Linked DNA regions of Homo sapiens: all the other regions are linked to region 2. Evidence: chromatin loops called from intact Hi-C (ENCODE). Cell type or tissue: ascending aorta. All regions are shown on one strand.

Region 1 (8,000 bases), 300 kb after region 2:
GGAAATGGGTCAGTGTCTGCTGGGGGAGACTGTAGCGATCCTACAGACCCCCGTTCTGCAGATCAGGAACTCGGGCACTCAGAGTCCAGGCTTCTGGGCTGGCGCCCTGTCTTACTGGGGATGAGTCATCAATGCACTTGAGACTGTGTGTGCACCGTGGCTTTGTGACCCTAAATGAAAGTAGTGGCCAGATGTGAAGCACCCTCGTTAATTATTGATCATTCCAAAGCCAGCTGTTTAGTGCTGCTCCTACATGTTTCCTGCAGGAGGGATTTTGTGAGGAAGGGTGTGGCGGCTTTGTGCAGAAGGAACTTGTCAGGTGGCCAGGCTGGGGCCCCTCAAGTGTCAGGTGTGCCCTGCCCACGTTGGGAGCACCTCTCAAAGCCACCAAATCAGCCTGATTAAAGCCAGGGGAATAAACAGCTACCCTGCCCTAGCGGGAACTCTCTCAGTGGCTTGTTTAGCCCAGAGGGAAGTCCCCAAGGTGATCCTGGGGGAGGGCAGTGTCCTTCTATGGCCACACCTCAGATGGTCCCAACTGCAGGTGGTACCAGTGAGGGAGGAGTTCATCCCTCATCTATGCAGGCCGATGTAGGGGGCACTTCCCAGTTTGTAGCAAAAAAAACACAGTTTGGTGACTCCTGATCTTGGACAAGCCCCCTCCAGTTGTTTGCACATTGGAAGTGGTTTTGGCAAATGGACTGAACTGTGTTACTCCATGTCTGTGTCAAACACTGGCACAAATCTGGAACTGTCTGCCTTTCCTCCCACCTTTTTCTTTTCTTTTTCTTTTTCTTTCTTCTTTTTTTTTTTTTTTTTTTAAGAAGGAGTCCTGCCCTGTCATCCAGGCTGGACTGCAGTGGCGCAATCAGGGCTTACTGCCACCTCAACTTTCCCAGGCTCAAGTCATTCTCCCACCTCAGCTTTCTGAGTAGCTCGGACCAAGGTGTGCCAGCACACCTGGCTCATTCTTGTATTTTTTGGAGAGATGGGGTCTCACTATGTTGCCCAGGCTGGTCTTGAACTCCTGGGTTCAAATGATCCTCCTACTTCAGCCTCCCAAAGTGCTGGGATTACAGATGTGAGTCACCATGCCTGGCCTCCACCGTTTCTCAAGCTTAGTGATATTTTATCTCAGACCACATTAGTCTCTGCACTGCATAATTTTAAAGGGAAAAATGGAAGAACTTTTTTGCTTAGCACTTTATAGTCTTCATGAGATATTCCTCCTTTAGGCTACCAGATCAGATGTGCTTTCAAAACCAAATCTCTCTAAGGCTTCCCAGACCCTGGAGTCACCCAGGTTTGTGTGACTTTTGGGAGGTCAGTCTCTGCGCGTTTGGTTTCCATGTCTGTAAGTGGGAACATACTGTCAGGATCGTGGGAGGGTTCACTGAGAGAGACTGTGAAATGTTCTGTGCAGGCCTGGGTCATAATAGGATATCCAGCACAGCTTTGCTGATTTTTTAATGTTGTTATTACAATTAAGATGATAATGGGCCAGGCACGGTGGCTCACACCTGTAATCCCAGCACTTTGGGAGGCCGAGACGGGCAGATCATGAGGTCAGGAGATTGAGACCATCCTGGCTAACACGGTGAAACCCCGTCTCTACTAAAAATACAAAAAAAAAAAAAAAACTAGCTGGGCATGGTGGTGGGCGCCTGTAGTCCCAGCTACTCGGAAGGCTGAGGCAGGAGAATGGAGTGAACCCAGGAGGCGGAGCTTGCAGTGAGCCGAGATCACGCCACTGCACTCCAGCCTGAGGGATGGAGCGAGACTCCGCCTCAAAAAAAAAAAAAAAAAAAAAAAAAAGATGATAATGATGTCTCAATGCTGAGAGGAATTTAGCGTCTAGAGCTCCTGCTGGTGTGGCCTAAAGACCTGTCCCAAGCTCTTAGTCGTCCATGGCCTTTGTAGGGGAGGTCCACTTCTGAAGAACAGTTCTGTCGTTCAAAAGACTACATGGTCTTGCTACAGCTGGGCATGAAATGTGCTTGAGTGATGCGCAAGAGGACTGTCTGCCTTCATGGATGTGCCACTGGAAGTTACTGTCTCCAAAAATGGAGTAAAACTGCGGTGGTGACGGGCACACATTCGAGATGTCCTTCCAGCCGTGTTCACTCGGCCGTGGGAGGTGAAGGCCGAGGTGTGGAGGCAGACCTGTGGCTGCTGGCTGGGGTGGCAGGCACCCAGGAACCCTGTGTCCTCCGGGCCCTGTGTGGTCAGCCCTGGCCCACCCTGATGCCGTGTGCTGGCGTGGCACCTCTCTGCCCCCAGCCACAACGCCAGCTTCCCCGCCTGGGCACGACCTTGCCTGCATGGCCTGTGCTCAGCCCTCAGCTCTCCTTCTCCCCACACTTCTCCCTGGTGCTCTCAGTGATGACATCCACAGTGGGGGCTGCTGTCACCTCTGTGCTTAAGACCCCCAAATATTTCTGTCTCCATCTGCCTGTCTTCAAAGCTGGAGACACCTCCGGAGACCGGACCCCGCACAGCCCCACCAGCTTCTTGAACTCAAAGTTGGTCACTGTTGGACTCTGTCCCTTCTCCAAGCAGACCCTGCCCCTGGGCGAGGTGGGTGGTGCCCCCATTCCAGCCACCAGGGCCAGAGAACTGGATGCCCATTCAACGATGTCCTCTTCAGCAGCACAGCCAGACTTCCCCAGCCAGCCGTTCTTCCTGTCTCTAGAGGTCCGTGCTGATAAAAGCCTCAAGAAGGGCGTGGTTGAGTGGCTGGTATTAAGAGTGTTGTGCCAGTGGGCTCGATTTCTGTCTTGGGGGTATGTAGAACCTGTGCATGGGGATAAATTGCAGGGTGAGATGCCTCTCCTGCCACTCACTGCTTCTGCCTGCCCTTCAGTTTCTGTCACTACAGCCTGTGAGCTGCTCCTTCCAGCCAGAGTCACGAGAATGGACGTTATTAAGTGTATTCGTCAGCTCAGGCTGCCGTGGCAGTGGACCACAGATGGGGTGACTTCAACAGCAGGAATGTATCACCTCGCAGTTCTGGAGCCTGGAAGTCAGACACCGAGGTGTGGGCAGGATGGGTCCTCCTGAGGCCCCTCCCCTCGCCATGTTCTCCCTGTCCTTACAGCTGTGTGCGCACGCCTCTGCTGCCTTTCTCTTATAAGGACCCCAGCCACATTGCATTTGGGCCTAGCCTTATGGCCTCATTCTAACTTTAATCCTCTTTAGAGCCTCTCTCTCCAAATAGTCTCTCGGGGGACACAGTTCAGGGGACATTAGGAAAGGCTGTTAGGGAAATGCAGCCAGTGGTGACATGGCAGGGTTGATGTGGGCCCAGGCTCCTTGCCGGGTGCTCCAGCTGGAGTGGTTGCAGGATTTGGACCCCTGAGGCATCTCTTGCCTTTTTGGTCTGCTGCAGTAAGGAGGGGCCTGTCCCGCTGTTCCTTCATAAGGGGCTCCTGAATCTGAGTCTTCCAGGGTCTGTCCCTGGTAGGGATTCCCATGGACTGCAGGGCCTTTTCTTTTTCTTTTTTTTTTTTTTGACACGGGGTCTCGCTCCGTCACCCAGGCTGGAGTGCAGTGGCGCGATCTCGGCTCACTGCAGCCTCCACCTCCCGGGTTCAAGCGATTCTCCTGCCTCAGCCTCCTGAATAGCTGGGATTACAGGCACGTGCCACCACACCTGGCTAATTTTTGTATTTTTAGTGAGATGGGGTTTCTTCATGTTGGTCAGGCTGGTCTCAAACTCCTGACCTTGTGATCCGCCCGTCTTGGCCTCCCAAAGTGCTGGGATTACAGGCGTGAGCCACTGCACCTGGCCAGGGCCTTTTCTTAGAAGCCAGCGTCCTTTCTGCAGCCCATGAGGAACCCCTTCCCCCACTCCCACAAACCAGGACAGTGACCTGAGGTCTGCACGTGGCACCCCCATCTCTCCATGTGTGGAGGGTCCTCAGGGGGGAATCTCCTTCAGAGCCCAGATGCCTCCCCTGAAGTTTCTATTTTAAAAGCCTCCTGGATGGGGCAGGCAAGCTATTGTTTTATGATTACAAAGCAGATGGAAACTGACTTTATTTTGGATGAGAGTTATACATGGAATGTAGTTAACATAAACTGAACAGAGACAGTGCCTTGCGGTGTCTCTCCTCCTCCGCCCAGGGTGAGGCCCAGGACTGCCCGGTCTCCTGGGGACCCCATCGCAACAAAGCCTGCCCCGCCGATGCTTGGGCATAGGCTGCCTTCCTCTGAGAGCAAACTGTGACTGAGCATTGGGAAACTTTCTTCCAAAGGGACAGGCCCTTTCAAATGGCTTCGTGTCCTCTGCAGGAGCCCAGCAGACGCTCATGAGAAGGAAGAAGGACAAAAAAGCTTGTAATGACATGAAGTCAAGGCTTGACCTTTGGAAAAGGAAGTAGGCACATGGCTAGATATGTCAGTGTCTCAGTCATCATAGCTTCCTGTCTGTGCTCAGAAGGGGTCCGACTGGCCTTCGTAAGCTGGACGGCCTGGGGATGGGGGCCACTGCCATGCCTCCTCTCAGACCTCGGGCTGGGGCCTGAGGAACGAGCCTCTGCATGGCCAGAGGACCCCATGGTTCCCTGGACTGACCATGCTGGGACCACATGGCCTGCAGGTGACCGAGCTTGTCACAGCAGGAGAAGCAGCTCTGAGGAATGCTTGGGTAAGCTCAGGAAGAACAACTTTGGGAACACTTTCAGGGGCTTGACTCCACAGTCCCCAAAGGGCGCTCTCTAGCGGTGATAGCTTGCCTTGCATTTGTTTTCGAGGTCAGAACCGCATCATCTAATGTATCTTTGTTCCCAACGTAGTGCCCCAGAGCTATGCTTTGTACATAACTGGTTTGGTGGATCTTGAATTAGAGGATTTAAAAAAAGTAGAGGCTTAAAATGGCAGGGGACACTCCTCTCTTCAGCATCTAGGGCAGCCGATGGTTTCCTAGGAGCCTCTGGAACTTTGCCAGGGGGGGGTCCCTCAAATCCACACAGGGGAATTAAATAGAAGAGAGAAAATTGGCGTGTGGCTTCCTAGCTCTGCAAACTCTCCATACTTCTCATCCAATGCTCAGGGAGCTGATAGATGTGGCCCACACAGTCCACCTCCAGATACAAACCAAACTCCTTGCTCTCTTGGAACTCGGGTGAGAGTAGAGTTTTATGGGGGGTGTAGGATGGGAGGATTAGTAAGATGGTTATGGTAAACATGAAATGTGTTTTAGTGCTTTTTACTCTTTTACAGTATCACCCAGAGGACAGATTTTTTGTTTCTTTGTTTTTGAGATAGGGCCTCTGTCACCCAGGCTGGAGTGCAGTGGTGCCATCACGGCTCACTGCAGCCTTGATCTCCTGGGCTTAAGTGAGGCTCTTGCCTCAGCCTGTCAAGTAGCTGGGACTACAGGCTCGTGCCACCATGCCCAACTAATTTTTTTTTTAATTTTTTTTTAGAGATGGGGGTCTCACTATGTTGTCTAGGCTGGTCTGAAACTCCCAGCCTCAAGCAATCCTGCTGCCTCAGCTTCCCAAAGTGCTGGGATTACAGGTGTGAGCCATGGCACCCGGCAACCCAGAGGATTTCTCAATGAGATTTCCTCTCCAAGGTATGTTTCCAAGGTGTAACATACCTTGTTCAGATAAATTTATGTTCCTCCACTTATTTAAAAATGGCCAAAACCGCCTTCAAGGAACTCTTACAAATGACCTTTGTGACATTAGTTAGCCTGTTATTCCAGGAAAAAGAATTAAAGAAGAAATCTAAAAATTATGTTTTAATCTAAATATCTGTTGATAGTGACTCGTAGGTTCTGCAGGCTGACTGTATTGGGTGTTGTTCTAAGCAGGTGGCTTGGAATGTGTCCCTGGGAGGTAAGGGGGCCTTCCAACTGCCAAGTATCTCCCTTACCTGCTGCACTTTAAGTCCCATTTGGCTTAACGTGGCTTAACGTGTTTTAATTATTTTTTATTACGATGAAACATGCAAAATATAATATTTAATATTTTAACCATTTTACATTTTTTAAATTATAAAATGCACATAAAATCTGCCATTTCAACTATTTTTAAGTGTACCATTCAGTGACATTAGTGATACTTACGGTGTGGTACAATCATCACTACTACGTATTTCCAAAACTTTTCCATCACCCCAAACAGCAGCTCTGTGTCTATAAAATGGTAACTCTCCATTCTGCCTCTCTCAGCCACTGATGGTGCCTAATCCACTTTCTGTCTCTGAATTTTCCCCCACTGGGCACCTTATATTAAGTGGAACCGGCAAGAGTTGTCCTTTTGTGAATGGCTCATTTTACTTGGCACAATGTCTTCAGTATTATAGCACTTCTCTTCATGACTGGATAATACTCCATTTTGTTTATTATTCACCTGTTCATGGATACATGGATTATCCTACCTCCTAGCAATTCTGAGTGATGCTGCTGTGAACATTGGCTTGCTATACCTGTTCCAGTCACTGCTTTCAGCTCTTCTGAGTGTAGACCTAGGAATGGTCATTTTAACCATTTTGGAGTGAAAAATTCAAGTGCATTCAGTGTTGTGCAACTGTCACTAATTCCAGAATATTCATATCTTCCTAGAAAGAAGCCTCTTGCCGTTAAGCTGTGACTGGTACTCCCTTTTCCCCCAGCCCTTGGCAGCCACAAATCCACTTTCTGTCTCTATGCATTTGCTTGTTCAATGGAGTCATACAATATGTGGCCTTTATGAATACTCTTTTCTTCTTTTACTTTGAGTGAGCTTCAGTGGTATGAATATTCTTTTTTTTTTCCTTCTTTTTTTTTGAGACGGAATATCACTCTATAGCCCAGGCTGGAGTGCAGTAGTGTGATTTCAGCTCACTACAACCTCTGCCTCCCAGGTTCAAGTGATTCTCCTGCCTCAGCCTCCCAAGTAGCTGGGACTACAGGCACGCACCACCGCACCCGGCTAATTTTTGTATTTTTAGTAGAGACAGAGTTTCACCGTGTTGGTCAGGCTGGTCTCAAACTCCTGACCTCATAATCTGCCCGCCTCGGTCTCTCAAAGTGCTGGGATTACAGGCGTGAGCCACCACACCCGGCCAAATATTCTTTTTAAAACACCTGTTTATTATCAAAATTTTCAGCCTATGCAAATGTAGAAAGAATTGCCATATGAGCCCCACGTGCCCATCACCCAGATCCAGCCACGACCAATGTCTCGTGAGTTTTGTTAATCAAAATCTGTTTTCTAGGGAAGAAAAGAAATACGTGAACCGATTCTGGAAAGAAATCCACGTGGGAGACTTTGTGCGTCTTCGCTGCAACGAAATCTTCCCTGCGGACATTCTGCTGCTCTCCTCCAGTGACCCCGACGGGCTATGCCACATCGAGACCGCCAACCTGGATGGAGAGACCAACCTGAAGCGGCGGCAGGTGGTCCGCGGCTTCTCGGAGCTTGTAAGTGACCCACGTTTCCAGGGCCTTGCAGGCATTACAGCCACACAGTGTCCCCATGACAGCCTTCTGGGGCTCAGAGCACCTGCATTTTCCTGTCTGTCAGACCAGGCTGTTTTTCCTAGTAGACGAGTCTGAGGGTCTGAGAGGACCCCTGACCTACCTGAGCCCATGACCCGCCTGTGACTGTGGGAAGCAGGATTCAGTTTCTCTGACTCTGATTTCTTTTGTGCATGTCTAAGTTTCGCAGAATGTTATTTGTTCCTGTAAAGTTACAAGGAACATTTATGAGCAGCTGATGGTCAACACGTACCTAGCTGTTTCACTGGTTTACTAAATGGCAACGCAGCAGGAGTCATGGCCTGTTCCCACCAGGATGCTCAGGAACATTTTCTCCTCAAGGGTGTTTGGGTTCAGCGCGAGGTCTTCGTAGCTGAATCCTGCCTCTGGTGTGCCCTGGCCACCGTGCAGCAGGGTGAGGGGTGAGAGGCTGGAGGGAAGCACGTGTGACAGCTGCACACACCGACTCCATTGGGCTGCCCAACATCTGTCCCTGCTCCAGGGAGAAAGGGCCCCACCCGCCAGGTCT
Region 2 (8,000 bases):
CCCCTGAAATATTCTTTCACTTTAAAAATCAAAGTATCTGTAATTTTGGAAGCAAGTACAATTTTTTGTTGTTATTGCTGTTCTTATTGATGTTGGAGAACCTCAGATTTTAATTAAACAGTGAGCTTTCCATTTAGTCTCCCCTGTTAATATAATAGGTAGATCTGACACTCACAGTTAGGGGTAGAGGAATTAAGTTGAACGATATGAAATTTCCATTGTAGTAAGTCAAAACCAGTGGATTCTTGACAATTTCATGAGGTTAAGCTAATATAATTAAACAGTTACTTTTTAAAATAGAAGTTTTGCTTGGCTTAGAGAACCACCAAAGACACTCTCTGGAAGCAATGTCAATTTTTGTTTTGTTTTGTGTGTTTGTTAGAGCAAGAATAAGGGTAGTCATCATCTTCCTTCCCCACTGGACACATTTATTTAACATGAGTTGAGAAAGTTGGACTTGCCAAAAATTATTTCTACAACCTTAACTATCATTAAAAAGGAAATAAACCTATCAAAAAAAATTGTTGCACTCCAGCCTGTGCAAGACTGTGAGACTCCCTTTCTTTAAGAAAAAAAAAAAAAGTAGTTGCATTTCACCTGTGTACTACGCTCCATGCTTTTCCACGGACAGGGCAGAAAACCAGTGCAGACATGACTCTTACCCAAGGAACTTGCATTCAATTTAAGGTTTTTGAAAACATACATTTAAGAAACTTAAAAACTGGCAAATGAAAAATCTTACAACTACTGGACCTTCTTTTGTCTTTCTGTGTATTTACATGTGTTGCACATGTGATGTTTACATATGAAAGAGCTCTGATTAATTGGCTTAAAGATGATAAAAACCACAAGGCCTTAAACAGTTATCAAATAACCAATAAAGACAAGAAGCACTGCCAGATTCCAGCAAAAGAAAGAGAGCTGAAGAGGAAAGCACACATGTACACACAGAGAACACACGATATCTTTCCCAGCAGCTTGGCCAAATTGGCTGTGTGCACTTAAGCAAGTCCCTTCAGCTTTCTGGGGATGATACTGTTACAGAGGTCTGGGCAGACAGAATGGGGTGAAATGCAGGTAATTTGCTCAGTCAGAACCAAACACCACTGGAGAAGTGATCATCCACAAGATCTGTCACTGGAGGAGCCATGGGTCCCTGCTAACCCCTGTTCAGTAGTTGAGTGGAGGTGGCCAGACTGAGGCTTTCCACAGAACATTTGTAGGGTGAGAGTGGACACTGGCAATTAACCCACAGTAAGTACTACCTTCATTTCAGGCATGATACTAAGAACTCACCCTCGCAAGGACTCAGTGCTCTCACAGAGACTCTTTTTATTATAGAGGGAAATTCAAATTCAAAGGTTCAGTAGTTTTTCCAAAAATTAGCTAGTCAGCTTTTATTTATTTATTTATTTTTATTTTTATTTTATTTTTATTTTCGAGACGGAGTCTTGCTCTGTCACCAGGCTGGAGTGCAGTGGCACGATCTCAGCTCACTGCAACCTCCTGCTCCCAGGTTCAAGCGATTCTCCTGCCCAGCACTAGTCAGCTTTTAGAAGTAGCATTTATGCCAGGGACATCTGACTTCAAAAGAGGGAGGAAACTTATACACATGAATATACACACAGACACACATACACAATCCATATTATTCTACTTTAACTCTCAGGTTGCTCAAGTTAATAAACCATTGATTACCAGTAATAATATAGCACCCAAATTACAACTAATAGACACTGGTTCAGAATGTTTGTTGTCATGGAACTTTCCATTCCTTGATGGAAAAAATGCTGTTTAGACTTTCATTCATTTCATCATATTCCAATATTATTTTTATCATGGGACCAATACAGGATGATCTGCTAAAAGGATTTCACTAAATCTCTCAGTTGGATGATTTGGGGCCAGTGATTTCTACCTCCTGGATATTTTTCAGGTTCTAGCCTTGACAATCCCCAGTTATCTTTCAGATCTAAACATTTCTGAAATCTAAATTCTAAATTATTAAAATACATCAAGTGTCCAATAAATTATAGAAATGTATGATTAATTCTTATTTTTAAAAATTATTTGGATTAATATTACCAAACTGAAGCGAAGGATCCTGATATACTTCTCTGTAAAATGAAGCAAACTATTCAAGCCTTCTTGTTGTACTTCAGTTTCTACCATACTTTACCCCCATGTCTCCCCACCCCACCCCCATCATTGCTAAGGCACGTAATCATCTACTAGAACATTTGTTTCATTTTTGTGGTGCTTGCCCTTTTTCCACGATCCTGTTGTGTCGCTTAGGGTAGTGATAACAAACAAGCCCCAAATTTAAATGATGAATGCAATAAAACTTTATTTCTAGCTTTAAAAACCCGATGTGTTCATTGGTGGTTGGAAGGGGCTTCCACGCAGTGACTCAGGGACCCGCTCTCTTTCCATCTGTGGCGCTGGCTCCTCCTGCAGCCTCAGAATCCTCTACATTCAGGTAGTGGACTAGCAGAGTGGGAAAGGATCGCCAGTTGTCTAAGCATCTGGGCCTGGAATCAACACTCACCCCTTATCCATCCATGGCACCACCGAGAGAGAAACAGCTGGGGAAGACCGCCTCTGCCTGGGCAGGCGATTCCCAGCAAAACTGCGCAGCACAGCAGGAGAAAGCCAGCCGCTCTATTCATTTGTCAGAAAGGTGAATGGCCTTGTCCTGGTGTAGGAGCAGCAGACCAGGATGTAGAGGCCTCAGGGTTCCCAAGTCCCCACTGCTTGCTACTGCCCAGAGTTGTCCCCTCACACTGACTCCTTTAAGACCTGGCCATCACAGGGCTCCTGGCCTTGGGCAACACTGAATTGAAATTTCTAGATTGAAGGTGCACCTTCCTATTTTGATAGGTAATTGTCAGGTTGCTCCTGCCCCAAACGGGCTGTACCTATTGTCATTGTCTGAGATTGTGGCCTCACTTCCTCCCTAATGCTGGATATTTTAGAACTGCTTTAAATTGTGTTGCTATGGTACCAGCAAGGTAGAGCTGGCTCCAGCCCCCATTTGCTGACCAATCAGAACCCCTCTCCTCTAAATCCTCTATTCACAGCCTCAGCCCCTTCTGTGGGTTTTTCTTGCATGCTTAGATTCAGTCGTGCCTTAAGGATAGTCACCTTTTCCTATCAAACATATTTCAAATATTTTCTCCCAGCCTAGGGCTGGCTGTTGCATTGTTTATAGTGATTTCATCCCATAAACGTTTGAAATACTTAAGAATTATTTAATTTCATCACATAGACCTTTGAAATTCTTACAGCTGAAATTAAGAATCTCTTAACCCCTCCATCCTTTTGTGCTTTTTGCTTAGGACGGTTCTGCCGGCTGCAGTGTGGTAGTGCTACTGTGCCTTAGGCTGTGTCTGACACAGGTATTTTCAAAGCAGTATTTCTTCGTGTTCCGTGTATGCACAGCAGTTCCAGAACCATACTGGTTTTGCAAAAAATTTTTAAATGGAATTGCTTGATCATAGGCACGTTTAGGAAATCCTGACAATCTCCCTCCCTGATCAAGCTTTACAAGTTTCTAGGAAATTCCTTTTCTCCACATGCTTGCCGGTACCTGACATTTCCACACTTTTGCTTGTTGGCCAAATGCTGGCTGTCAATCAGTGAGGCTGAGATCTTTCTCAAATGCCTTTTAGCCATAGGCTTCCTCTCCATGAAGGGCCTGGTCTCATTAAGTTCTCACTTTAATATAGCAGTGTTTGTCTTATTATCATTCATGTGTAGTTTCTGATCTATTTAATATCAGTCTCTTTTTTTTTTCTTTTATGGGTTTTACATGTTTATCTGCCATTCAGCAGTTTAGTTTTTTACTTTTTTTTTTTTTTTTGGCCATGGAAGTGTTGTTACCATAGTGCAATTAGTGGGTTCTTCCCGTATGATTTTAGGTGTTTTGTTTTTATTTTTGTTTTAATAATGTAAGGCCATCCCTAAACAAGATTTTTTTTTTAAGTTCAGGGATACATGTGCAGGACGCGCAGGTGTCTTACGTAGGTAAACTTGGGTCATGGGCGGTTGTTGTACGGATTATTTCATCTCCCAGGTACTAAGCCTAGTACCCATTTTTCCTGATCCTCTCCCTCCTCCACCCTCCACCCTCCCATAGATCCCAGTGTGTGTCGTTCCCCTCTATGTGTCCATGTGTTCTCATCATTTAGCTCCCACTTACAAGTGAGAACATGCGGTGTTTGGTTTTCTGTTCCCTGCGTTAGTTTGCTGAGGATAAAGAACTCCAGCTCCAACCACGTCCCTGCAAAGAGCATGCTCTCTGAACAAGATCTTAAAGCCCGCAGTTTCGGAAGGCCTTTCGCTCCAAAACATGTCCTATGGGTTATTCGGGGTTTCATCCATTCGGGCTTGGCTCACGAAATTAGAATTAATCTAAATGCAAAATTTCAGTTAAAATGGCCTGACTGGCAAAATGGGGTCTAATGGCAGGCTCCGCTCGGCGCCCGCTAGGGAACTCAGCCCCGGAGCCAGGCCCGCGCGGCTCGGTTCTTCAGCCCCTCTATTTTCAACCATTCAAACCGTGCTCTTCCCAAATCGCACGGAGGAGCTTTCTGGAAACTGAGGCCGGGCTGCAGTTTCCTAGGGACCAGGGCCTGAGGAGGTCTGGTGCCGCCTCCCGCGAGCCGGGGGGCGAGGGGCTGGGGGCCTCCAGGCACAGCGCTGCTGAAGAACTGGGTAGTGCCAGCAGCCACAGCGCCCAGCCCTGCCTCCGCCTTTCGAGAAGGAGCACACCTCTATCAACAAGCGGTCAGCACCGAAAGCCCGCGCAGGCGCAGGCGCAGACAGGGATTTGTTGTCGGAGGCGTGGCAGAAGGCGGAAAGCAAGGGCAGGCGGAAATGATTCAATTGGTTTAGAATTCAACGGTTACTTGTCATCTCCCACATGGTCTAGCGGTTAGGATTCCTGGTTTTCACCCAGGCGGCCCGGGTTCGACTCCCGGTGTGGGAATGACTGGACCTTTCTTTTGGAACACAGTGAAACTCGTAAATTTATAAGCCTTAGCAAGAAGCTTAAAAACACGACTGTGAAAAGCTACATAATCCTTAAGGATGTGTGGAGACCTGAAGACTCACCTCGTAGGTCACAACCCCGGCAAAACGGGCTGTGTAATCAGCATTGCTGTGTTTGCATACCAAATTTTCACAACAAATGATAATATTTAGGGGTCAAATCTTACAAAGGAATTCTTACGTTCTAGGCAATTCACTGTTCTCTATGCCCCCAGTGAGTGTTTCCGGCCGGCAGATAGCGAGATGGTGAACAGGATGGAGGGACAAGAAGGAGCATGGAAGATCCCATGCCACAGGAGCCTCCCTCTGAAGTTTTTTGAGGACTGAGAAGGGAGGGGAGGCGCTTCCTGAAGCAGGAGTCACTAGGGCTGGGATATAAAGAAGTGAGAGGTCTGCAAGTAGAAATATAGCTTCAGTAGAGGTTTGCACAGGGACGTAGAGGGCAAGGACAGAAACCAGATCCCATTCACCAAGTCAGCTTTCACAGAAGTTGGGGAAACTGAGGCACGGGATCAGCCTCTGGATAGAATCACACATGTGGCTAAGTTGAGGTCAATACTCTTAGCAAATGCACATTTTCAGAGGTAGAAAGTTCTTGAAACTTTCTTAGCTTCTAAGCCATTTCCCAAATGGGATTAAAATATTTCTTTCCGTGCTTAGGCCTGGATACTCTTAACCATAATGTAAGCCTGTGTGAGTAGTGGAGAGCCAACCGCTTCCAGAACAGGCAGGGGCATCCTTTGAAAGTTCTATTGTTTGAAACAATCATTGTGCCACTCACTTGGATTGACCAACTTGTGACTACTCCCAATGCTGATGCTTCAGCCTAATTCGGACAATCAAAATCAAAATCAAAATCAAAATCCGTCAAGAAAGCATGAACATGAACCAGTGAGAGCCTGGACCATTGATAAACCAACAGCATGGGTTGCAGACAGGGATACGATTTTATGTGGGGGGAAATTGTATTATTCATGCAGAGATAGTCACTTCCATTCCTTGACCGAATTTTAATTCTATGCTCTCAGTTTGTGTTGGAGGCAATATAAGATTTGGTCCAAAAGATCATTTGAATCCTTGCAATTATTGCATTAGACATTTCTATTATGTGACATATGACAATTCTTTTATGATTGAGTTCTGAAAAACTTCTCCTGTAAATATCTCTCATACTGGTTGCCATCTGAGACATACTTACAGGGGATGCTTTACAGAAACCCCATCTCTACTAAAATACACATACACACACACACAAAAACTCAATCTTAAAAGATTGTGTAGTGGGAGTGGGAGGCAACTCTCCATTCCCACTTCCATTACACAACTCCAGGGTACCATTGGCTTTGGCCAGAACTAACTTGTCAGCCTCATCCAGGGTTGGCTTCAGGGACAGCTATAGATGGGACTTTGTGCCCCACCTTTTGAAAAAGTAGATGAAAATGTTTCACTTGTTTCATAAATCCAGCAAGCTACTCTGAGCGTTGTATTGTACAGAAATGAAACTCAAGTGGAAGGCTGGGAATGGATGCCAAGTAGCCAAAAGGGTTGACTGCTCTGGTCATTTTCTTATTTGTTTGTGTCCTCTTTAGAATCTTTTATAGTATTCTCCTTTTTGAGGGGCCTGGATCTCTGCAAACCCCATTCCCCAGACTCCCTTTCCAGTAGACATCGGGTTAGCACCTGCCCCAGGGAGGTTCTGTTGGAAGATTGGAATATATCAAGAAAGCAGAGCTTCTGATGGTGTCCTTGGCAGCAGACATTCCCTGATGGCTGCCAGCAACTATGCAATCCAGTGGCACTGAACATTCTGACAGGGATTGTCATCAGCTAAGAGCCACTAGCAGTGGCAGTAGTGGGCAGCCGTGGGCTCCACGAGCCAGGAAGCTTCAGCAGAGCATAAGTGGATTTGACAGTGGTGTGGTCCCAGTGGCAATGGTGTGCCCAGCAGAGGTCTTGCATGGCAAACTCCTACCTGCAGGTAATACCATCCTCCTTTGTTGTTCTTTCAACCCTAAGTGAATGGTGGCATCTGCAGTTACTAATAGCTGAATAATCTAATTGTTAGCCCCTTTTGCTCCTCTAGCTCCTCAAAAAAAATTAGCAACCAATTTCCTCTGTTAGATTTACCTGTTTGAAGTATCTGTTTTCCTGGCTTTAGACCAACCTATGCAAGTGTTATTTTTGTGTAAATTGTCATCTACCATTATGCGCTCAGCCTTACTGACTTTTGGGGGAGGGGGAGGGTGTGCACAACTTATTCTATGTGTCAGAGAAGTTTCTCAGGGAAATGATATTTCAGCTGAGACCTGAAGGATGAGTTAGCAAGGTGAAGGGGGCTGTAAATGTGCATGAGTCAAGTTATTCTCAAGATCTGTTTGTCTTTTGCACAGGTCAAGTGGACAAGTGAATAATTGGGTAGATGATAGGAAAATCTCTGCATCTTTCAAGTCTTTGTTGGTGGCACAAATCTCTCTGATTCCCTCTGGGAAGCAGGATCACTTTGGCTTTACCATTTTGATAAGAAGGGGGAAGTTCTGGGAACACCATTTGTCTTTTCTCACCATAGTAGTCCTCACTCCAAGATTCCGGGAGCACTACAATAATGTCAGTTGCCAAGTATGTATATCTGAATTGTACATAATGGAATCAGGTTGGTCTGCAACCCACAGGAACCATGCTGAGATAGGTTGAGGCCAAAACATCATTTACTTACTAAGCTCCAAGGAACCACACAAAAGTATTGGAAGAGAAGGAGGAATAAATAACAATAAAAATTCTGAGCTTCCTACCTGCAGCAAGGGATTGAAGCAGTGCCACATCAAAATCAGTGTAAATTAATAGAACAAATGACCACAGGTCCTCTGGAGAATGGGGAAGGGGGATCTTTACAACATATTCCTGTTGCAGTGTAGAGGGGCCATTCTTCAAGTAGACCAAGTCTCCCCTTC
Region 3 (8,000 bases), 340 kb after region 2:
AAGGTCACATTTTATAATTTCTAGCTGTTGTAAAATTTCAGGTGCATCTTTAGCTTTATGATCACAGCAAGCATGATTTTAAACTTCCTGTGGATCTGTTCCTATTCTTGTTTTGTTGGTTCTTCCATGATGCTTTACATCCTGTTATGCCTGGTTATCCCTGAGTCTGTGTCTGACATTGTACCTGGAAATTGATTTTTTACAAATAATTTGAGGCCTTGTATTTCATATATATATACACACACTCACACACATACATGCACACACACATACATGTGCACACACAGACACACATATATAAAGAAGACTTTTGCTGGTTTTGTTTAGTATCTAGGGGTTCTAGCAATTTGGAATTATTATACTCCATTTTTCACATTGAGATTTTTCTGGGCCACTCAGTTGACTCTAAGCTGGGTAGCAGCTGCACAAAAGGAGCTCAGCAGTGTTCTGGATGTGTTTGATGCAGTGGCACCGTGTTGTATTAAGTTCCATGTTGAAGCTCTTTCCCGCAGTTCACCTCTGTGATGCCGTTCTTCCTGGTTGCGTTAGAAAGCATAGGTGTTTATCAGGCCCCTCTCTTGGTAGGTTTTATAGTAGACAGAATAGTGGTCCCCCGAAAGATGCCCACATCTTACTCACCTAAACCTGTGGATATGTTATGCTACATAGCAAGCAGAAATGGAGGTTGTAAGTGGAATTAAGGCTGTTAATCAGACCTCACTATCAAAGTGATACAGCGTGAGACAGACTCAATCCCCGCACACTGATGACTTTAAAAATGGAAGGAAGCCATAAGTCAGGGAATGTGACTTAAGAAGCTGGAACAAGCAAAGAGATGCATTCTCTTCTAGAGCCTCCAAAAGGAACACAGCCCTGCCAACTCCTTGACTGTAGCTCAGTGAGACCTGTTTCCAACTTTCGACTTCCAGGACTGCGAGACAACAAATGACTGTTGTTTTAAGCAACCACATTTGTGTTCATTTGTTACAGCAGCTACAGGCAACTAATATAGGCCCCGAGCACCAACATGTGTCTCATGAGCTCCACTCAACCTCTTAACTACATCTTGCAGAAGCTGTAGACCCTCCTCAGGGAAAAGAAACCTCAAAGCCCAGCCTCAACTCTGGATTTTTGTCTTTTTATTTCTTGGCTTGCTTATTCTTCACTTTCTTGTTAAATCCTTCATACCTCCAGGCAGCTGTCTTCAGTTTTCTGTCCAGCATCTCTGTTTGCCAGTAACTAGAGGTTTGGTCCAAATTGCCCAGTCGTCTGGTGCTGGATAACTTTTCTTTTGAATCTGATGACTGAGCAGATCTGGTTGTGCTTTAGAATTTCACATTTCTGTTGCCATTTCAGTCTTGGAATCATTCCCCAGATTAGCGCAAGAGGTTTTTTCTTAGCTGACCTCTTTTTGTATTCTCCATCCCAGTTGGCCTCTAAAATAGTAGTATGGTCTTCCTCTATGTGGCTACCAATGGCCCTGTGGTCCATGGAACTCTGCCTTTAGGGTCCCTTTTATTACAAATACACTGAGGCTCCAGACCCCTCTTACGCTGTGCACAGAGAGAGCACCTTTTCTCCAGCAAGGCTGTCTACTGAGTGAGCGCTAAAGCATGACACGTTCACACCCAAAAGCCGTGCCTCTGCTCACACCATCACCCCCACCTGTAGTGATGGAAGAGGCACTAAGTGGCCTGTGGCTGTGGAAGCAGACAGACTGATGTGGATCTCACTGTGCTAATAGCTCAGCAGAGGGGCTGCAGGCGGGTTTCATGCAGGGACACCCTGTTGGATTAAGTACAAATACGTTCAAGAGGGCAATTTTAACGAGCAGCCCTCATCTAGGTTTGAATTTGGTGTTCTGTGAAACAACTCTCGTTACCTACTGCCTGAATGCACAGCCAGTTCTTAGGGACTCTTAGGTGCATTTGACGGAGGAGAAAGCAAGGCTTTGCTGACAGCCACAGCCCACTGAAACAGCATGGAGCGTTTGGGGCCAGGAGGGAAAGAAAGGGTTTTGATTTTGAGACTTCAAACTCTAACCCCGCACTGTGAGCCTTTGAATTTTGCCACCATCTACCGAGGCTTTTTGACTGTGCGACAGTCAGGAGGCAAGGGGACAAAAGATGAAAGGCAGAAAAGGCAAGGGGAGGCTGGCGCCTGCGTTCTAAACTAGAATTTAACAAGGGAAAAGCTGCCTTTCTGCTCAGAAACTAAGGGAGGACCACTTGATCTCTAACACTGGTGCTTGCGGCAAGAAAATCTCCAGTTAGAAAAAGAAGGCAGAACCCAGACACCCCTTGATCAGTTTCTCTGAGGCGTGAGCCTCCCAGAAGCCACCTGTGGACCTGTGTGAAGCTGACTCTGAAAGAGGACTGCGGAGGCCTGGATGCCAGTTCTCATTGTCCCTGTCAGCTTGTCACCGTGGAGACGAGAACCACGTCAGGCAGGGACGCAGCACTCTCCGTCACATGCTGTGTGACGTGCAGTGGAGTGTCCCGCCATGAGCGGCTGGGCCAACCTACTTATCACTTCCATATTTGGGATACCTTAAATAATACAATCACAGCCGCTATTATAGATTACATTGCTGTCTAAATGGGTTTCATGCTCATTTCTATTCAGTATTTGTCACGGGGCATTAACCCCTAGAGTAACACTGAATCTGTGGAACTTGGAGAAATTATCACTTTGAGTTAAGTTTCCTTGTACGTTCGGTGTTTCTTGCCACCAGACGCTTTCACTTGGGTATTTATTTATTATTTATTTTTTCAATAAATAACTGATTGAGTACCCACTATGTGTCAGGAGACACGTGGTGGACAAAAACAGACTACTTTGCTGTTTCAGTTTAGCAAATTGAAAATGTTCACCTGACAATACAGTCTTGGCAGTGAAAAAGTAAATTCACTCATTCGTTCAGTATTGGGATCGGGCCATCTGCCCTCCTTTGAATTTCCACAGCACTGACCATCAAGTGGTAAATACAAATTAGATTGAAATACAAAATAATAATAATAGTAATAATAAAGAAAGTACAAAACAAAAGAGTTGGGGTAATTATTCCATTAATTTGGGTTAAAATGCTTGACTTAATTTAATGAAGGCATTCTTTACCCATGATCAATAAGTAAGGAGCTAAGGAGCCGGATTAGAGGCTATGTAGAAATCATTTTGTATTGCTGCCAGGGGAAAAGAGCCCGCACTTTAAAAAGAGGAACTATGCATTCTGGAACCACAGAGACGCCTCAGCAGGCCCTCTTGGGAGATGGTGCGGCAGGCAGGGGCTCTAGGTCCCCAAGAGCCCAGCACGGAGTTCTGGGGTGATCCAGAAGCTTGTGGCACCTGAGATCCTTCTGAAATAAGCATTCGTCACCCTCTGACCATGTGTGTGCCAGGCACTGTGATGGTCTCAAGGGCACAGAGTACCTGTGCTCAGGGAACCTGTGGTCTAGTGAAGGAGGAATGGGAGCCAGCTCCAGCCACACCCAGGAAGCACGGGGTTTGATGTCTGCATGGGGACTAAGCAAGTTCGGAGCTGTGGCACCTGCCTACCCTACCAGGGGGCCGTCAGGAAGGCTTCTCCAGAAAAGACAACATCCTGAAATGCTAAATGAAGGGCACTTCGCCTGATGCTGTAGGATGGCAAGACAGAGGAAGCCATGCAGAAAGGTTTGGGCTTCCTCAGGGTTCCCTGCGTGGCAGGAATGGGTGCTGGGAGGGATGGTAGCCGAGGAGGTCAGCGCAGTGACCCTGAGCAGAGCTTTGCTGTTGCACGGGATGAGGATTGCATTCTGTAGGGCAGCAGCTGTCTCCAAGGCTTTGTTAAGGTGGAAAACTTCTGTGATCAGACGGGGATCATTCAGTCCAGGGACAAACAGGCCCATAGCAGGTGGCGAGACCAAAGCCAGGTAGACAGAGGTGTTGTGTTTGTCACTGAGAGCCTTCGAGGACCATGTCCAGGCGTGATGTCAAGGCTGGAAGTGAACCAGGGGGACCTCACCCTCCTTGTGACCTGGGAGTATCATGAAGGGAAATGCAAAGGGCGTTTTCAGAACGGGATCCAGATGCAGAAGACGGGAGTGTGTGTGTTTTCCACGTCTTCTTGCTGGTGCAGGCGGTGGCCCTGCCTGGCTGGCAGGTGCTGGCCCCTGCTCTCTGTGCATTCTCTCACCAGGGTTCTCTCTGCCCACATCATCCAGAGACCCAGACAGGTGGCCTCACTCACAGATTTCCACCTGGAGCGTTAGGCAGGGTCCCTGCTGGCAGCAGACCTGCAGATGACCCAAGTGTGCACCTGTGCTGTGTGCTCACCCAATGGCTGAAGCAATATGAACCTCTTTACTTTAGTTTTTTTATGATAGAAAAAAAATAACAGTATCCTCTTTAATGGACTGTAAATGCCCTTTCCAACATCACTGCTGTTTCAAGATGGAGGACATCTGTATTTGCTTTTGTTGAGTACTTAGTAGCAATTCACTTAATACAAATGTGAAATACAAGGTTGGTAACAGAATCTCCCCTGTGAATCAAACCATTCATTCAAGTAGCAATCTGGGCACTGCTGAATTAGACACACGCCTCCCCCATGTGGTTGAAGAGGGGACACAGCTGTTCTACCAGGAGGAGGTCCCAGGCATCAGGAGGAAACAGAAGCATGCCGCAGGGCTCTGGGCATCCCTGGAGCACCTGCTGCTGCGGTCTCTAGCAGAAACGCAAGTTCAGGGGCAGGGCTGGAGGGCTCTCTGTTGCACCACTGTCCTGCCTCTTTCTTTCCACCTAGTCAGGTCAAATCACTTTGCCCAAAGAAGTTTCAGAAATATCTGTAAGACAACAACAGAAACTGTGAGCACTTTCTTTCTTGCCGGTGAGATATTTATTTGAACATGTTGCTCTGCAGTGGGCGAACCCTTCACGGTGTCTGCTTCCTTTTGTCTGAGATGCTGGGGTGCTGCAGCAGAGATGCAGAGGGCAGTGCTTCAGCTTGAGGCTGGCATGTGTGGGCAGCACTTTTGCAGGTGATGCTGTTTCTGCAATAGTGAGTCTGTCATCCCAAGCACAGGGATTCATTGGAACCATCTCTGCATCCTACAGGATTGTGGACTTATAGGGCAACAGAGACCCCGGAGATCCGAGTCCAAATGCCCTCTCTTCACTTGCCAAAAGTCTCATATTTATTAATCAGAAGAACTAGCACTAAGTCCCCGGGCTCGCTCCTGATTTTTTACTCTGTTTTTGAGTGGGCTCTGGTAAGCCCACATCCACAGGCATTGCTGAAGATGGAAAGAGGGTATCTATGATCAGATTAAGGTATGTTGAGCTGAAGCATGTTTTCAAAATACTAAAACTTAAATTTTGGAAACTTAGAACTTTAAAAAGCAATTAAGGCCGAGTGCAGTGGCTCACGCCTGTAATCCCAGCTACTTGGGAGGTTGAGGCAGGAGAATCGCTTGAACCCAGAAGGTGGAGGTTGCAGTGAGCCAAAATCCCGCCACTGCACTCCAGCCTGGATGACAGGAGCAGAACTCTGTCTCAAAAATAAAAAATAAAAAGCAATTTAAATTTTGGGGGACGTTTCTATAGAATCTGTTACACATTTTCTGGCTTACTTGTACAATCTTTTTCTGTTAATGCCAGATTGTCTCTGCAGGTATTGATGGTTGAGCTGATAGCTCAGAGGCCAAGAAAGCTCCAGTCTGTCACTCCAAGACCACTGTGACCTTGGGCACGATACTTAAAGATCCTAAGTTGAAGGTGGTGCAAAAACTGACTTTCTAGCAGGGTTGCCTGATAATTGTAGGGCACTTAGCACAATGCCTGGCATTTGGCAAGCCTCCCCAAACTTGTAATTATGTTGATGGTGATGACGATCAGAATGGCAGTGCCCTCACGAATTACTGGCGAGGGAGACTTTATGTACTTGTACTGAAAGGTGCCAGATTTCTGGTCTATGTTCAACTTGATGATTATTTCATTTCTTCTCAGTCAATTCTCAGAGTTGGTTTATATCCACTTAAAAATGTTTAAATTGTGTCTCCCATCCAAGTACTGACCCTGCTTAGCTTCCAAGATCAGTCAAGATTGGATGCATTCAGGGTGGCATGGCAGTAAATGAAATTTTTTATCATGGCAAAATATGCATAACACAGAGTTTACTATTGTAATCATTTGTGAGTGTACAGTTCAGTGGCATTAAGTTCATTCGCATTGTTGCGCAACCATCACCACCATCCATCTGTAGAACTGCTTCCTCTTCCCTAGCTGGATATCTGCTTTTTAAGAAGAATGGAGTTAGTGTGCCCAGAGCAGAAGGGTGGATCGGGGGCCTCTACTTTTGTCCATGCTCCAGGGGGCAGGTTGACAAGTCTGACTGATGGATAACTTGGGCATGACCTCAAAGCTGGTTTGGAATGAGTCAGGGGTAGACATGAGTGGATGGAGGGATAAATCAATGTATTTCCTAAATGGGGAGTGTTGTGTGTTGCCTGTTGTTAGAAATAAGCAATGTAAACAGGATTTTCCTCATCCAGAAGGTGTGCTCTGGATATGAAATGCTTTTTAAATGAGAAACTCAAAGATGGTCTCTGTATTCGTTTACTGGGGCCTCATTGATGAAACACCGCAGACTGGGCTGCTTAAGCAACGGAAGTTTATTTTCTCACAGGTCTGGAAGCTGGACATTCGGGAGTAAGGGGTCAGCAGGATGGTTTCTTTTGAGGCCTCTTTTTTTGGCTTCTCCCTGTGTCCTTGCATGATCTCCCCTCTGTGTGTCTTTGCGTCCTGATTTTCCCTTTGTATAAGGCCGCCAGTCATGTGGGATTAGGGTCCACCCTGATGACCTCAGTTTAATTTAGTTACCTCTTTAAAGACTTCCTCTCTAAATAAGGGTACGTTCTGAGCTACGTGGGGTTAGGACTTCAATATATGAGTTCTAGCGGCGGATGAGGGGCTCCAGTTCAGCCCATGCCAGTCTCTAGAGATCCCTCCAGTTCTAAAAATCCTCCAAATCCTCCCCAGTTCCAGAAGGATGCAGAGGAAGCCAGCCGTCCCGTGCCTGGGACCTCCCCTGCGCACACTCCCCAGGGCATGGGATTGTTGGTAGAACATTACAAACACAGCTCTGAAGTCCCAGAGACAGAATGTCCTACTGTTTCTGAGCCATGTCCATGACATTTTTCTTAGAGAGAAAGAATAATAAACAGAGACAAAATATTTTAAGTCCTACCCTCCTCGTCTGCCAAGAATAATCCTGGTGTTCTCTGGAACTCACTGCCTTCATGGCCATCCTGTACTTTGTATCTGCAAATGTCTGCCCTGGAAAAAGCCATCCACTGGTTTCAAGATAATCCACAGGCTTTAAATAAACACAAGACTCCTTGAAACAGAGCCCTGCTCTGGAAATAGAGCGAGAGGCCATTTCAGTCCAAGGAGAAGAGAGACTGATGGCTAATTACACTCCAAGAAGAGCCTTTTAAAATAGCATTTCAATTTCAGTTATTGAATCGAGCTACGATTATCTAGCACACGCCCCTTTTAATGTACGCTTTACACTGGGAAACAGTAGGAACTGAGTTTTGAGTAATTACCTTTATGGCTGTATTCTATGCAGGGAAATGTGTGGTTGCGGCAGAGCCATAGTTAACCTGGGGTGGTGTCAACAGTGTTTATGCCATTTCTATAATTTTTAACCACCTTCACTTTTTGTATGTGTCATTAAAGACAGTTCAGTTTTTTACCATGTTATGACACTTGCTAGATTAAGTAGAATGCCAGGCCTGACCAGAGAGCTGATAAAAAAGAAATCCACTAATTGTGCTCGTTTATACTGAAGGCTTATTCCCTCCATTTCTCTCCCTTCTTCCTCCTTCCCCCCACTCCTAAGCCTTTCTTATGAGCCAGGCTCTGTTTTATCTATCAATGGAAAAATTCTAAAGACATTTTTGTGGTGAGTTGTCAGGGTTTTTTTTTAATTGAGCAGAATACTAAAGAAGTTGTTGGCT
Region 4 (8,000 bases), 410 kb after region 2:
GGACGCCTCCCGAAGGACTCGGGAACCGAGCACTCATCAGGGAGGACAGTCAAGACCTCTGTGCCCCTGTCCCAGCCTTCTTGGCACACACAGCAGCCGGTCTGCTCCCTGGAGGCCAGCGGGGAGCCCAGCACAGTGGACATGAGCATGCCAGTGAGGGAGCACACCCTGCTGGAGGGGCTGAGCGCACCGGCCCCCATGTCCTCTGCGCCAGGGGAGGCTGTCCTGAGGAGTCCAGGAGGGTGTCCTGAGGAGTCCAAGGTGAGAGCTGCCAGCACCGGCAGGGTGACCCCCCTGTCTTCCCTCTTCAGCCTGCCTACCTTCAGCTTACTCAACTGGATTTCCTCCTGGTCGCTGGTCAGCAGGCTGGGGAGTGTCTTACAGTTCTCCCGGACGGAGCAGCTTGCAGATGGACAAGCGGGACGTGGACTTCCTGTCCAGCCCCACTCAGGCCGATCAGGACTTCAAGGGCCAGACCACAGACTACTTATAGGAGCATCTTCAAGGCGGTCACAGTGAAAACCTTGAAATGGCCTTTTTTAATATATATAAATAAATGTTAATATTATTTATGTTTATTATTTGCACAGAAGAGTTCTAGGGAGATGTATTTCTAAATGTTTCCCAGGCTAATACAGGAAACAAGAGGTACCAAAAAAGAAAGTTTATTTTTTAAAATTCTAAGTAGAGTATATTGAAAAGAAAAAGAAGAGCCTTAACATATATAAAAGTTTAAAGAAGAGTAACACTTGAAAAGTGTGTTTAGATTTATTTTTTCATCTCATTTTTAAGAACAAGCAGTACGATTTGTTTTCTTCAACATGTGTGACTGCGCACTGAGTACAAATGTGTGACTGCTCATGGTTAATGCAGGCAGGTGTGAACATGGGGGAACAATGAGCAGAGATGGCAGAGGGCAGAGCACATGGCCCCCAGAGGCTTCCAGTCTCACTGACACAGGAGGGCTGGGCTCCACTTCATCCAGATGAAGGAAAGGAAGACCTCAAGAAAAATTCACAGTTGAGTGCATCCCAGCATTCTGTTCCGGGCAGGCATTTCAGGAAGACCGCCTTGTAGGTATTACATCCCTGGTGTCGTATTTTGCCTGTTAAATCGTAACAAGCAATAAACAACTTTCACTTTGCAAAGACAGTGTGTCCAGTTACCACTGGTGTATGAAATGATTAATACCTGACCTCACAGAGTATGATCTCAGGGCACTTCCGTAAGGCAAGTCCTTTTAGAGGCTATGAAGAAAACAGCTGCATGGCACATACCAAAGCTGCTGCACAGCTGGCCACCATGGCACCCTGCACCAGGCCATCAGCACCACGTGCCAAGGAGCTCAGCGGTCTTCAGGCATTTTTGTAATGAGCCATTAGTTCTGTCCCTCTAAAACTAGAAAAGGAAGGGCAGGAAATGATAACAACCCAAGGCAATGATATGGCATGTCATCTTCCGAGCCCTTCTTTCTACTTTGTCAAACAGTTCTTAGTTGCTGGCTCTGCTCGGCACCGGGACTGTGAAGGGTGTACTCCCTGCTGTGTGGGAGGGACCTAGGGCCTCTTTGGATGCTGTCTTCGAGGACAGCAATGCAGAGAGGGCATAGGATCTGAGGACAAGGAAATTCCTCAGCATGGCGTATCAGGAAAGCATGGCTCATTCTGCAATGAGCCATGAGTGTGGGCCATCGCAAGTCACAGAAAATGCACCTCATTCCAGTCAAGCAGAAAAACAGGCACAGGCTCAGTGTAGGTCCCAAGAGAGGGTGCCTGGACTCAGCAACTCAGACCTGGGCTTTTCTCCCAGCTTTCAGGGACAGCTTTGTCCTGAGTCTGCCTCTGTTCACGGGGATGCTTGGCTGGAGTCACCCCCAGGACTTATCCATGCATCACTATTCAGAAGACACAGAGGGCCCCTCTCTCCACATTCCAAACAGAGTCCTGGTTTCCTCAGCCTCACCCTGCATAGCTTGCACAACATCCTCAGAACCATTCACTGGCAAATGGAGGGGAACGTGCTGACTGGGACTCCCAGCTGGAGCTGGGAGGAGAGGTCCACTTCCCTTAGAACACCTGAGCTGCTGCATGAGTGGACGTCAGAAGAATCTCTATGCCCTGTTAAATGGGGAGACAAAGGGGTGGTGGGGGCTTCAGCCAGTGATTTCGGACCGAAGGTGACAGCCGTCCCAACCCTGCCCAGCCTGATGCCACCTCCTCTGTTCTTGGAACAACGCATAGGAAAAGAATCTCCTTTGGAAGGTGACACTGCTCCCTGAATTAAGGTAATGGTTGCGAGCACCAAGTACAAGGACTAGACGCATATTTACCTGCGTATCTGAGAGTTCCAGATTCCCAGCTTCCAGATGATCCTTGCACAGACAACCTACCTTCTTTCCAGAGGATGTCTTTCTCCTCTGGAGAGTAGATGCTTGCTCTTGGGAAACGGAATGACCTTGGCGCTGGCTTCAGGAATATGCATCCCACAGCCAGTTTAGAGAAATACATGTTGTAAATGGCATTGACAGCTGCTCTTTAGGATGGGGAGTATTATGGAAATCCACAATAACAATCTATGGCAAGCAACTAAGTTTGGTGTCAAAATGAACATAATATGGGGGCGAACTTCATGATTATCTCAAAAAAGCAGTAGGTGAAATAGGTTACCAAATCCTAATAACAAATCTAAAATAAGTAGGAAGGCTGGCTTCCTGAGGCTTGGTAACAAAATAGCTGGGTTAGTCATTTGACATTGTACAGTGTGCCCAGCTCAAAGTCAAAATCAATTAATTCTAAGTTCTCGGAGGTCAGATACTATGTCCTCTTCACTTTGGATCCCTGGCACCTTGCACAGAACCTAGCAGTTTGAATGTGCTGAGAAAATGTTTGAAGAATCAAAGAATGAGTGGTAATCCTGAAACACTGAAGGCATTCCTGTGATAATCAGAGGTAAAGGACAATTGCTTGCAGTAACCCATTATGATTTAATATTTTCTGTAATCTCTGGCTAATATGACAAGACATGCATTCTTCAAAAGAAGGCATGTGAAGTATAAAGATAGTGGGTTGAAAGTAAAAGGATGCAAAAGGATTTAATATATAAACAATATGTAAAAGAAAGGAGACATAATTATATTAATATCAGACAACATAGACTTCAGGCCATAAAGAGGGACCTGAAAATGATAAAAAGGCCTTCTCAGGACATGAGAATCGCCCAAGTGATGTACTCCTAATAACCAGAGCTTTAAAATACGTGAAACTCAAATTTACAAAAAGGAGAAATAGACAAATCACAAATATACCCAGACTGTCTTTCAGTCATTTATAGAATAGATAGAGAAAAAGTGGGTGTAGGAGTTAGAGAGACATAGGCAATGTCCTTATTTGTGACTAGAAAATGCAGGCCCCAGCTGTAAGTGTGCATGGCTGCAAGTGCTTGGATGTAACTACAAGCAGAGCTTCTCCCCTGCACATGGAAGTGGCCCAAGCCAAGCAAGGCCAGGGAGGCGCGGGGAGAGGTGCAAAGTGCAGAGAGGAGCAGGGAGAGAGACCTGGGAGAGGAGTGAGCACAGAGAGGGTCCCGGCTCCCTGACTCATTGGCCAGGAGGCACCTGCCCTCATCGTATCTGTGCCTTCGGTAAGGGGCCGGGACTCAGCTTTGCCCTCCTCCTGCTTTCCTCGCATCTCTACTGAAAATGCACCTGTTTGGACCTGTTACCTCGAAGGCATGAAGACTTTCATAAGTGTTCACCCTGCCACTGCTGCAGAGCCCATGTCCAGGGGAGCTTCCCACACTCAGGGTGAGGGCACATTTGTGGATCACAAAATCAACTTTGTCACCACCAGCTTTTTGGTCCCTTCCTTTCCCCTCCTCCTCTCCCTCCCCTTTCCCCTCCCCTTCCCCTTTCCTTTCCAACGGGGTCTCATTCTGTTGCCCAGGCTGGAGTGCAGGGGTGTGATCACAGCTCACTGCAGCCTCTACCTCCCGGGCCCACAGGGTCCTCCTGCCTTAGCCTCCCAAGTAGCTGGGACTATAGGCACCTGCCACCATGCCCGGCTAATTTTTGTATTTTTTGTATAGATGGGCTTTCGCCGTGTTGGCCAGGCTGGTCTCAAACTCCGAGGCTCAAGCAATCTGCCTGCCTTAGCGTCCCAAAGTGCTGGGGTTACAGGTGTAAGCCAGCGCCGCCTGACCTTGTTTTTCTTTAATGAAATGATGGCCTTTGGTGGTCTGAGCAAGCTCTGGGGAAGACAGCCTGGTTGCTCCCTCCCTCCCAGCCCCTGGGGTTCATCTCACTCAGAAGGGAAGCCATCTCCAGGGCCTCTCAGTGGTGTGGCTGCTGTTACACGGGCCCTGAGATCCCCACCCAGAGGATCTTCCTGTTGCAACTCCTTTTTTATCTCAACCTAGCCTGTTCTCACACAACGTCAACCTGGTGTCTTACTGAATGAATCCCTTCTCATGTTTGTATTTAAAAGCACTAAAATACTTTCGAACTACTTGACCTTAGTTTATACCTAACCTGGGGCAAGTGTTTTGGAACAACAGAAGTGACAAGAGTGCTTACAGGACGCTTAGAATGGTACTGCTGTTCTCTGGTCCTCATTAATCAAACCACAGCTGGAGGCCTTCGCTGGAAAGTGTACGACATGGCTCAGACTTGGGATGGCACAAACCAACACCTTCTGAGCCAGGCCCAGGCTCAGGCCCAACCAGTACACGATGTGCCTCCAACTTTGCCGGGAGACCATCCGCGGCTTCCAAAATTCCCCGAGCAGCGTGCGCACACCCACAGCCATCCAGCCAGGGCAGACTTCGGCCGGCTCTTAAGGTTTTCTTCCTAATGAGGAATTTTCAGCATCCTCAGTTCTTGTTTAAAATGGCACACAAAGCCCAGGTTGTTCCCTGAACTGCAAACCTGTCTGCTTTTCACCTTTTCCCAGCCTCTCTGGCTGGAGGGCGACAGCAACCCAGGTGAGACTGGGGAGGCCCCAGGCCCCGGGCTGTCCTCCCATTTCCCTTCCAGCTTTCAGCACAGCTGCCTTCTCTAATGCCACAGGCAGATTCGTGCTTTACTGCAGAAAGTGGTATTTCCTAGCTCATAATTTAATTATTTTAGAAAAGGCTATCTTTTTAGTTTTACAGATGTTAACTTTGCATCTCAAAGTTAAATGACAAAAAAATAATAAATAATGTAAGACAGACCAGCTGTCCAGCAAATAATCCAGAGAGAAATGCAAAAATGTTCTGGACAGCCAGGGCTGACCCATCTATGCCTTCAGAATGAAGCTGTGAAGTTTCTTTTTATTTATTTATTATTCCCGAAGCCGTGAATTTTAAAGAGGCCTGGCCAGGGACACAATCACTAAATAAAACAAAGAAGGGGATCCTGACTAGCTGGGCCGTCTGAGTTAACCAGACGTCATTTATTATCAACAGCAGTCCCTACGCTGGGAAGACAGCAGAGGTGTGTAGACAGGTAGTGCCAAGCGTCTTTCTCATCCTGAATCTCCTTTGTCCAAGCTCAAGGCCTGTGATGAAGACTCACTCTCAGGCCTTTGGGGTACAAGAGGCTGCCATGGTTATTCTGTTTGGAAAACACTTCCAGAGCCCTGACCCCACGGTGCATGGGTGGCTCTGCCTCATCACCCAGCAAGCCTGAGGGGACCTGGGTGAGCTTCTTCTTTGCCCTCCAACCCTGCAGGGGCGTCAGGGCACCATGCAACTCATGCCCACATGCACTTTGATGGAGAGCGTCCCAGGCTGGGGACACACACCAAGGCTTGCCATCACGTTCTTTTCATCAGTGTAACAGCGGTAACTGTCCAGGGACACGCAACCTCCTTGTCTCCCATCACACTCCGTGGCCCAAACACAGCACAGCTGGAGCCGGGAAATATCCACTAGGTGAATGCCCATCACTGCTACACACTCACAGCTGTCTCCCTCGGCACCTGCACACGCAGGACAGCTCTGGACAGGTGGGGCACTGAGGCAGCCCAGCCAGGCTGCCAAGACAGGGCTAAGAAGCCCAGTGGAAATTGTGGATTTCACCAAAGACTCCCAGAGAGAAGCATTGCCATCCCCTCCCTTCTTTAAATGCAAAGAAAAAAAAATAGTTTGTTGTTCTCAGGACTTCTGGGCATGGCAGTCTCAAAAATGAGCCAAAGCAGACAAGAAAGGGCATGCAAGGCCTTCTCTGGGTGACAGTGACGAAGGGTGAGTCCTTCAGAACGCTCTACTCTGGAAGCCCGGCCCACTGCAGAGTGACATCTCCGTCACTTGGAAGGGCAACGTCGTCCCCCAGCTGTCGGGTCCAGTTCATGCTTGTGAAAGTCCTATGTGTGTGGCCACACATGTGAGGACACATTAGAGTAGTTTGAAACTGAAGAGAGCAAATTGCAGAATGAGGACAGTTCTGACAGAAATGTACCTCTTTTGCAGCTGATGTAGCTGAAAGCCATTGGCTGCTGCACGGGAGCAGCAGTTGTATAAGACCGACACCCAGGAAGCCCCACCTCTCCTCGACGCTTGTTTGAAATTTCTGCCAAGGAGTGTCCATGACAGTGGGTAGCAGGGGCCTCCTCCGCCCCTGCCCAGCGCATAGGGGGAGTCCAGCAGGTTTTGCCTGAGCTACCTCGCTCAACCGGAGTGGGCTGCTCCTGTAAAACCCACCCTCCACGTTGGAATGAGATTCCAGTTCATCCTGACGGCTGACCACTGGAGTGGCAGCCCACCCTGCAGCCCTCAGAGCCCCTGAGGGGCCCTGGGTATGGTTTTGCATGCTGCTCACTGGCCCTGCTCATTGGCCCTTGCCCCTGTGACCCTCCTTCTCCTCGTCCCACCCCAGGATGTTACGCTTGGGATGTGGCCGTGCACACATCCGTACAAGTGTCTCAGGAGCAGTGACCACAGGTTAGTCCTTAAACTAGTAACCCTCCGCACACCTCGTCTTGCCCTAGGACCCCTTCTCCCTCCCAGGCACCATGATTTCCCTTACCCTCGGTCTACCCTCGAAAACAACCACCAAACATATCCTACAAGAGTTTTTTCCATTGTTTTGGTAATCATTCATATAAAATCTCATAACAAGGATAGTCAAGGCATACTCAACATCACTAATCAATAGAGAAAGACAAAACCACAGTGAGATAGCACCTCACCCCCATTAAGAAGGCTTTCTGGATCATTTAAACAATGAAGAAATGACAAGAGCTGGTGAAGATGTGGAAGCTCCAGAGCCCTGTGCACTGCTGGAAGGAATGCAAAATGGCACAGCTGCTGTGGGAAACAATGTGGCAATTCCTCCCAAAATTAAAGGCAGAATGACCATCTGATCCAGCAGTTACAGTTCCAGGTACCTACCCAAGCAATTCAAAGCAGGGACTCACACAGATATTTACACTGCCATATTCATAGCAGCATTCTGCACAATAGCCAACAGATAAACATAGCCCATGTCGGCCGACAGATGAATGAATAAACAAAAATATGGACTCTACATAGAAGGGGATATTATTCCGTCTTAAAAGGAGGGAATGTCTAACACATGTACAACACAGATGAACCTAGAGGACAGGAAACTGAGTGAAGGAGGGCAGTCACGAAAGGACGGGCCGGGCACGGTGGCTCACGCCTGTAATCCCAGCACTTTGGGAGGCTGAGGCTGGTGGATCACCTGAGGTCAGGAGTTCGAGACCAGCCTGGCCAACATGACGAAACCCCGTCTCTACTAAAAATACAAAAATTAGCTGGCGTGGTGGTGGACGCCTATAATCCCAGCTACTTGGGAGGCTGAGGCAGGAGAATCACTTGAACTCAGGAGGTGGAGGCTGCAGTGAGCCGAGATCGTGCCGTTGCACTCCAGCCTGGGCAACAAGAGTGAAACCCCTTCTCAAACAAACGAAAAAAATAGGACAGATGATGTGACTCCACCTACATGTGGTGCCTAGAGTAGTCAAACTTGTGCAGACAGGAAGTAGAATGGGGGTGGCCAG

What was found. Hi-C counts contacts between places; a loop is a spot of excess contacts. Peaks named below come from ENCODE experiments on the same cell type or tissue, not always from the same donor. Only the 100,000 strongest peaks of a DNase experiment are listed, where the experiment ranks them.
Region 1: it touches region 2 in a loop (3-fold over the local background); 3 of 110 quality-filtered maps call a loop at or near these places.
Region 3: it touches region 2 in a loop (2.8-fold over the local background); 6 of 110 quality-filtered maps call a loop at or near these places.
Region 4: a loop joins it to region 2, with 3 times the contacts of the local background. A loop is called at or near these places in 2 of 110 quality-filtered maps.

The regions. Positions count from the first base shown.
Region 1 is chr15:25,780,433-25,788,432 of GRCh38, reverse strand. ATP10A (ATPase phospholipid transporting 10A (putative)) reads left to right here. Exons shown (of 21, transcript NM_024490.4): 2 at 7,210-7,414. Among named protein-coding and RNA genes, the nearest start is that of MIR4715, 64 kb to the left of the region's middle. In ascending aorta, a CTCF peak has its summit at 4,750 (motif pointing left); DNase peaks (open chromatin) are centred at 102 and 2,964; H3K4me3 peaks cover 683 bases; H3K27ac peaks cover 3,012 bases.
Region 2 is chr15:26,079,224-26,087,223 of GRCh38, reverse strand. It overlaps TRE-TTC2-2 (tRNA-Glu (anticodon TTC) 2-2), which reads left to right and starts at 4,919; the gene lies at 4,919-4,990. RefSeq lists a silencer at 4,612-4,681. In ascending aorta, CTCF peaks have their summits at 4,338 and 4,538; DNase peaks (open chromatin) are centred at 4,813 and 5,493; H3K4me3 peaks cover 1,332 bases; H3K27ac peaks cover 1,842 bases.
Region 3 is chr15:25,736,621-25,744,620 of GRCh38, reverse strand. The region is part of intron 2 of ATP10A (ATPase phospholipid transporting 10A (putative)); the gene reads left to right. It also overlaps the pseudogene RNA5SP390. Among named protein-coding and RNA genes, the nearest start is that of MIR4715, 110 kb to the left of the region's middle. In ascending aorta, a CTCF peak has its summit at 4,613 (motif pointing left); DNase peaks (open chromatin) are centred at 900, 4,610, 6,260 and 7,070; H3K4me3 peaks cover 1,594 bases; H3K27ac peaks cover 7,543 bases.
Region 4 is chr15:25,671,860-25,679,859 of GRCh38, reverse strand. ATP10A (ATPase phospholipid transporting 10A (putative)) reads left to right here. Exons shown (of 21, transcript NM_024490.4): 21 at 1-1,148. The coding sequence ends at 519. Among named protein-coding and RNA genes, the nearest start is that of LINC02250, 97 kb to the right of the region's middle. RefSeq lists enhancers at 5,737-6,444, 6,445-7,153. In ascending aorta, no CTCF peak of the experiment used is centred here; DNase peaks (open chromatin) are centred at 59, 1,776 and 4,719; H3K27ac peaks cover 7,821 bases.